Regions from separate parts of the Mus musculus genome. Here region 2 is linked to region 1. Evidence: chromatin contacts called from ENCODE Hi-C or POLR2A ChIA-PET data. All regions are on one chromosome and are shown on one strand. Each heading gives the region's core, a stretch centred on a gene start or an enhancer-like site at or near the end of the contact. The rest is flanking DNA. Distances are from core to core; before and after follow the strand shown.

The links. A loop is a pair of places that touch in the nucleus more often than their neighbours do. ChIA-PET counts read pairs that join two places held with the same protein, here RNA polymerase II (POLR2A).
Region 2: a loop to region 1 is called in a map of heart, with 2.8 times the contacts of the local background. The contact joins the promoter of Rab33b here to the promoter of 4930577N17Rik in region 1. A Hi-C loop is called at or near these places in 1 of 37 maps with a recorded cell type or tissue (heart). POLR2A ChIA-PET finds 5 or more read pairs at or near these places in 1 of 5 experiments (Patski).

Annotation. Positions count from the first base shown.
Region 1 is chr3:51,275,155-51,278,859 of GRCm38, reverse strand. 4930577N17Rik (RIKEN cDNA 4930577N17 gene) reads right to left here and starts at 2,099. Exons shown (of 1, transcript NR_073429.1): 1 at 453-2,099. The region is part of intron 4 of Elf2 (E74-like factor 2); the gene reads left to right.
Region 2 is chr3:51,482,261-51,485,754 of GRCm38, reverse strand. It overlaps Rab33b (RAB33B, member RAS oncogene family), which reads right to left and starts at 1,789. Exons shown (of 2, transcript NM_016858.2): 1 at 1,175-1,789. The coding sequence starts at 1,423.

The DNA of each region.
Region 1 (3,705 bases), core at 850-3,349:
AGTCAGCTAAGTTGTCAGACTTCAAGCTGGTCCTATATTGAGAAATCTGTTTTATTGTCCTTAAGCCATTGACTTGTCACCTACACACCACCTACACACCACACACACCCCTTCGGTTTCCATTTCCTTACTAAATAGAATACATGGAAAATGTGCTACTGGAGCAGAAATTCTGATTTGTTATCGGTTTCATTGATCTGCCTACAGCCATCCAATTACCCTTTGGCATTCCTTATCTTTCTTGATACAGAAACTGTTAAAAGATGCTGCCTGTCAATGGGAGATTCTTATTTCAAAATGATAGTAGAAAAAAATAAAAGCTATCAGTTAGCTGACTCCTTTTGACCTATGCTTGGCAGTCTTAGGTAAACCCATCTAATGGTGCTGGGTAAACTTATAAAACCATATCGCGTTATATTACTGTCAAACTTTATTTATATGCAGTTAATTGAGATAAAATCTGTAACCCTACCATTACAGATGATTACTTTTTATTCAGCAACTTTTATTGAACGAAGAATAAAATGTATTGGAGGTGCATTTTACATAAAACGTGTGTCAAATAACTTCGGAATGACATTTTATTTCAGTTTTTATGTTAAGAAATTCTGAAACAGGCAAGGCATTTAATTAGGTCTTATTCCCTGTATTTCCACTAATTTATAGCCACTAATTGGCCATTATTTTCCTTTCCTGTTACAGTGTGTATTTGTAAGGCCAGTTTCAAGGTAAACGAGTTTTTTAAAAGCTGTCTGAAGATATCTTTAAGCTATGAACGAATACGTTCATTTGTCCAAGTCAAGCAAATACAAGAGAGGGCACACGAATTTCATGACCAGCAAACCCAGCGACTCCAGTCTCCCCGAGGCTGCCGGGCGGCTCTTTTCTGTTTACTAATTACCTGTCTAGTGTACTCTGACTTCTGTCGAGAAGACAGGACCAAGTCAGTTTTTGAAGTAGTTGGAGACTCCTGACTTCCTTAGTGATGCTTCTAGAATATTTTCTAGGTACAAGTTTTTTAAAGTGCAGTTCTTTCGACTGAACTGATTGTATGTTGCATAAGCGCCGGGAAGGCCAACCCAAGTTAAAAAGCCACCTCCGTGTACAGCTGCGGGACTAGGTATGAGGTCTTTTCTAGGAAGAAAAATTTGATTCATGGCTCTTTTCCAGAGGGGACATTTGCAGACTTCGCTTCCGCAGAACGTGAAGCGCGCCTCTTCCTGCCGAGGCGAGGCCCGCGTCCCCGAGGGCGGCCTGCGGCTCCCCAGCCTCAGGTGTCCGTGCGGCCGCCGGCTGCCGGCGCCCGGGACTGACTTCCTGTCTGGGCGCGGGGCGGAAGGATCGCGTTGCCAGCCGGGGCCGCCGCCGCCCCTGCCGTTAGGTGGTGGGGCTGCTGAGCCCGGCGGCGGGAGGCGGGCCGGCCGCCGCTTCCTGTCGGAGGACGCGCAAGGATCCGGGCGTCGGAGTGTGTGCGAGTGCGTGAGTGTGTGCCGCCCGCACGGCGTGTGTCTCCGGCCGCGGGTTCCGCCTTCTCCCCTGTCGCCGCCGCTCAGGGTGTAAGTCAATGTGAAGCAGCAGTTCCAGCCCCGGGATAAACATGGCGACGTCTCTGCATGAGGGACCCACGAACCAGCTGGATCTGCTCATCCGGGCCGGTAAGCACAGGGGAACTTTTCTCCCGTGCATCGGTGCAGCGGGCGAGGGGGCGCCCGGCGGGCGGGGAGCGTCCCCCGGGGCGGTCAGCGCCCCGGGTCCGGTGTCCGTCTCCGGCAGCCGGGCGGCCGCGGAGAGGGGGGAGTGAATGAAGTAATGGAGGCGACAAATCAGGAAGTGATCACCTTGGAGAGTAACCTGCCTCGGATCCGGGCTGTCGCTCCGGGGAGAGCGGCGGCGGCGGCGGCGCAGCAGCGGCAGCGGCAGGGGCCGGGCGCGGAGCCGCGGCTAAGTTGGGGAGTCGGCGCGGGCGAGTTGCGCGCTTCGCCCCAGTTGCCGGGGAACCAGGAAGTGAGCGGAGCTGTTGTCCCCGCCGCCTGCCACGCTGTCCGGCCGAGAGGGCCGCCCCTGCCCGCGGCCGGGGGCGCTGGCCGCCCGCCGCCCTCGCCTCTCACTTCCTATAGCCGCCACTTCCGCATGGACGCCGCGGCCCCCCCGGGCGCTACCCGCCAAAACGCGCCCGCCCGGCCTCCCGCCTCGTCCCTCCCGGAGCGGCGCCCGAGTAACGGTCCCGAGGCCACTTCCCGGTGCCGAGTGGGACGCCGCCGACCCGGCACCTCCCCGCCGCGGCTAACGGCGGCCGTGGGGGAACCGGGCTGCTGCCCTTCCTTCCCTCGTGGGGCGGGTGACTGAGGGTGGACGGGAAGGACACCGGGTGTATTCCGCGCAGCCGGCCCGGGGCTGCGGGACAGCGGAGGGGGACGTTTATTTTGGTCCACAGTAAGATGAAAGCGGGGAGCGGGGCGGGCGGGAGGGCGTCCTGGCCCCGGGGAAGTCTCGGCTCGGCATTGCCCCCTTTCCCCTCCCCCAAACCTCCCACCATAGCGGAAGCGCCTGGGAGAGGACAGAACGCGCGCGATTGACAGGCCCGAGGTTCCAATCTGCGCCCTGAGCTGTTCCAAATAAGAACGTTGATTTCTGGGGGCGGGACCACGGGCCCGAGCCGGGCCAATGAAGATTGGGCGGGAGTGAAGCTGACAATGTACGCATGGAATTGGAGGGAAGAGGAGTGTAAACACGGAAGTGGCCGCGGGGGTGGGGGATGTGCTGCGCCACTGCTGCAGCGGAAGGGCACGGACTTAAGTTACATAGAAAAAGCAGCTTTACTTGCTAGCAGACAGCGCAGCGAGGGCCTCGGGTCGATGTGGCACTGCTCGAACACTGTTGCTTACCGAAATTATAAGCGCATGCGGTCCCTCCTCTGGTTCTGTTTCACATCTCCATCGATGTCGGATTGGAAGATGAGAAATTGTAACCAAACGGTAGTGCTGTAAAAGATCAGAACAGTCTTTTTGCACCTATTGTTTTTAGGGATCTTGAAATTGGTAGTTTGGTGGACAAAGCAGTTCGGTTTGGAGGAAAAATTATGTTTATCTCTAAATTTAACGGAACTTTAAATATAAATAAAATCTGGACTGATAGAACTGCATGTGCTATATAACAATAACGCTGAATAGTGTGTTTTGGCTGAGGCATATTTTACACATTTCAAAAGTAGGGAAATCACAATTTATTGAGCAGCGTTTAAATGCCTTTTTGAATAGGAACTTTTACTGAAGGAGAGGAACATAATGGAACTTGGGTCCTTGTTAAAGTCAGTCCATTGATCAGTATGAATTAGTGTACAGTTTTATGTTGGGTTAGTGGTGTTTTGAGTGTCGAGTGTGTATAGTTAAAGAGATACTGTTTGGGGCAGGAGAGATGCTCCTCGGTTAAGACCACTTGTTGCTCTTGCAGAGTTGCTCTTGCAGAGGTCTTGGGTTCAGTTCTCAGCACCCACATTCACAACCACCTGTAACTCCAGTTCCAGGGGATACAACCCCTCTTCTAAACACCATGGACACACATATGGTGCTCATAAATACTTAGACAGAAGCTTAATAAGCCTAAAGATGTTATTTCCAATTCATGTGAATACTTATGAGAGAACCATTGCACAGTTTCTGCAGTGAGAACCTTGAGAAACACTGTAGAGTAAGAGGACTTAACTTC
Region 2 (3,494 bases), core at 540-3,039, 210 kb before region 1:
GAGGGGGGCAGTTTGTAGTCTCCCTGGTTGTCCTGGGACTAACTATATACACCAGACTGCCTTGAACGCACAGAAATCCACTTGCCTCTATCTCCCAGAATACTAGAGTTAAAGACACGGGTGCTCCCCCCCCACACACACACCTCCATCTCATATGTTTTAAGGAGTAGTATTAAGTAACCCTTAGTAGTTTCGCAACAGTGCCGAGGTTTACAGCATCAGGAGGCCCCTGACTTGTCAAGGATCATTATTCTGCAGTTGAGGAACCCAACCCTTCAGAATCCCAACCTGGCTGCCTTAGACTTCCTACTATGATTACAAAGTCTCAGTAGCTACCTGGGAGAGGGTCTGTTTTTGCAACAAGAGATATGATGTTGGCAAACCACCTAAGAACCATCACATATAAATGCCTCAATGAGAAAACAGATTTTTTTCCCCCTAGATAAATTGGTTATCATACAGAAAACGCCTCAAAGGCAACAGGTTTTACTCCCACAATACTTAGCATCTGTGCAATGCTCAAAAGAATTCCTAGATATAACGGAGGTTTTGTTGTTGTTGTTGTTGTTGTTGTTGTTAAATTGGGGTGTTTGAGGTTTGTTTGGTTGAGACAGGGTTTCTCTGTGTATTCTGTCTATCCAGGAGAGCCCTGTCTATCCTGGAACTAATTAGACCACGCTGATCTCAAACACAGAGATCCTGGTCTCTGTGAGAGTGCTGAGATTTAAGAAGTGTTCCCCCAGGCCCGACTTATAACGGAATTTTCTATGCTTGAAAAATTTCTGAGTTTCTTCCGGTTATACCCCACCACCACCACCACCCAGATTCCCAGCCCAAAACTCTCACTCAAGCAATGGGGGTGGGAGTGGGGGGGTGACCGCCCCCTACACCTCTGTCACTCAAAGTGTGGTCGGTCCACAGACTCATTGCATGTGCGTTATAGGGGAGCTTATCAAATCAGAACGTGCTTTTTTGAAAAACAAGAAGTCCCAGGTAAACCTGATGTACATTAGAGGTGGAGGAACAATGCCTCAGAAGTTTGATAGATACAAACACACTTTCCCACGCCATGGGGCGCACCGCACACTCCTGCCCAGACCCAGGGTGAGGTCCCGACACCTGCCAAGAAGGAGCGGCACTCCGCTGAGACAGCGTCCCCGCCCCACCGGCTCACCTTGATGCGCTCTCCATCAATATCCACGGCTCGCTCTCGGAAGTCCACCCCGATCGTGGCCTCGGTGCGGTCGGGGAAGCGGCCGGCGCAGAAGCGGTAAGTCAGGCACGTCTTGCCCACGTTCGAGTCGCCGATCACTATGATCTTGAAGATGCGGGAGCGGGCGGGAGGCAAACACCCAGACGCCCCTGACACCGCACAGCTGGACGAGAAGCTGACCTCCAGCGACGACTCCATCTCCGAAGTCATCCTCCCGCCCCGCCCCGAGCTGAGCCGGAGCACAGAAGCCGCGGGAATGACGCCACGCCAGCGACAGCGCTCCCTAGCAGTGACAAACGACGCCCAACTCCCCACAGCCCGCGGGCACCGCGGCGCGCGTGCGCGAGCAGCCCCTGCCCACCCAGGTGTGGCGCCCCGCTAAGGCCCCGGCGCACGCGCAGTAGGCCTCCGCCAGTCGGTGCGGTGTACCTGGAAAGATGCGTCGGCGCTCCCTGGCTGGACTGCGGCTCAGAAGGTCCGCCCGAGGGACCTCTATGTGCCGCGCTCCAGCCTTCTGACCGCCTCGCCACGTCCGAGGTTCCCGAGCTCTGGAGGAAGCTGCGCAGCCCCCGGGGGCGGGGAGAGAGAGAGAGACAGCGGAGAGGAAGGAGGCGCGGCCCGGCTGTGGTCTCGCGAGAGGCGGCGGCGCAGTGGCGTCGTGGCCGCCTGGTCGCAGCCGGGGTTGGGGCTTGGAGTTGGGCTCTGAGCATCCCCTGTGCTCACCGCTTCCTCCGGGCCTCCGTGGAGCGGGGCGGAACGGCGTGGGCAGGAGGGTGAGAGGCTACTCAGCTCCTGAACCTGATCTTGGCCGTAGAGACTCTCCTCTACCTCTGCCTTCCCGGTGCTGCAATGAAAAGTGTACACTACCACGACCCGCTCAGTTTGTTTTGTAAAAGAGACAAATTGTTTTCGGCTGGTTTGAGCAACACAAGTCTTAAATCTCTGTGATTCTCTTCAACTCCATAGAGTTCCAGGACAGCCAGGTCTCCTTGAGGCAGGATCTCTCAGTCAAACCCAGAGCTCATTCCATAGAGCTAGTCTTGGTAGCTAACTTGCTCTGGGGATTCTGTCTCCATCTTCCAAGGTAGGAATTACAGGAGGTCTTCCATGCCTGCTCAGCATTGCCTTGGGTTCTGGGGATCCAAATTTAGAACCATCTCCTTATTCCCTTCTTTCCTATCCAGCCCCCCCCCCCCAGGATTTTCATATTGTAGCTAAAGCTGGCCTAGAACCTCACTGTGTATCCAGGCTGGCTCTGATTTTTGTGGGAATCCTGTCTTAGTCTCCTGAATACTAGGGTTACAGGTGTGAGACTATGCCTGGCTGAATGTTACCATTGGTTTAAAATTAAAAATAAGTACCACTTAAGCTGAATGTAATACCACATGCCTATAATCCCAGTACTGAGAAGGCTGGAACAGTATGTTAGTGGTTACATGGAGACGTTTTGGAGTCAACTCTGAAGGATCTGACATGTTAACTTTGTAAGTCAACAAGTTCCAGTGCCAGTTGATGAACTGTCAATGAAACTCCTAGGTGAGAAAGAAAAGGCACCTTCTCAGAGAGGCAGAGTATACCCCATTCCCCAAGTGATGCCATGAGGCCAAGGTGATGTCTGTCCGATGTAAGTGGTAGCATTACAGGAAATGCTCTGCAGGAAACGGGTATTTCATAAATGGTCTCTGAATCTGTCCAGCTTCATCCAGAAGAGTGATGGTGCCTTTTCTCATCCTGGAGACCAAACAAGACTCCCCCTAGAACAAGAAGAAAAAAATATTTTTTATCACGCAAAAAACGATTGCTATACAAATATCCCTAGAAAAGAGCCCAGGAAGAAAGCTGTTGATCACTTTGCCTGAATTTACAGACATGAGACAAATGAGAATTAACCTCCATTAAATGGTTAATAGTTCATGAGATAATTTCACCATCTGTGTGCAGTGTTGGCAGCATTTTTCCTAGGAGGACTGAGATTTCCCGCATTCTTTGAATGCTTAGTAATTGGGCTTACATCCTGGGCATTTTAAACATTTCATTTTGAGACTTGGGTCCTATTGAAGTTCCATTGAAAATGTAGAACTGCATGATATAATAGTACATGCTGAGGCAGGAGGATAATCATGATTCAAGTTCAGCCTGGCTGCTGCCATGATGATCATGGACTAACCCTCTGAAAATGTAAGCAAGCCCCCAATTAAATGCTTTATTTTCTAAGTTGTCTTGGTCATGGTGTTTCGCTATAGCAATAGAAGAATAACTAAGACAGAGGCCTTCTTTCTCT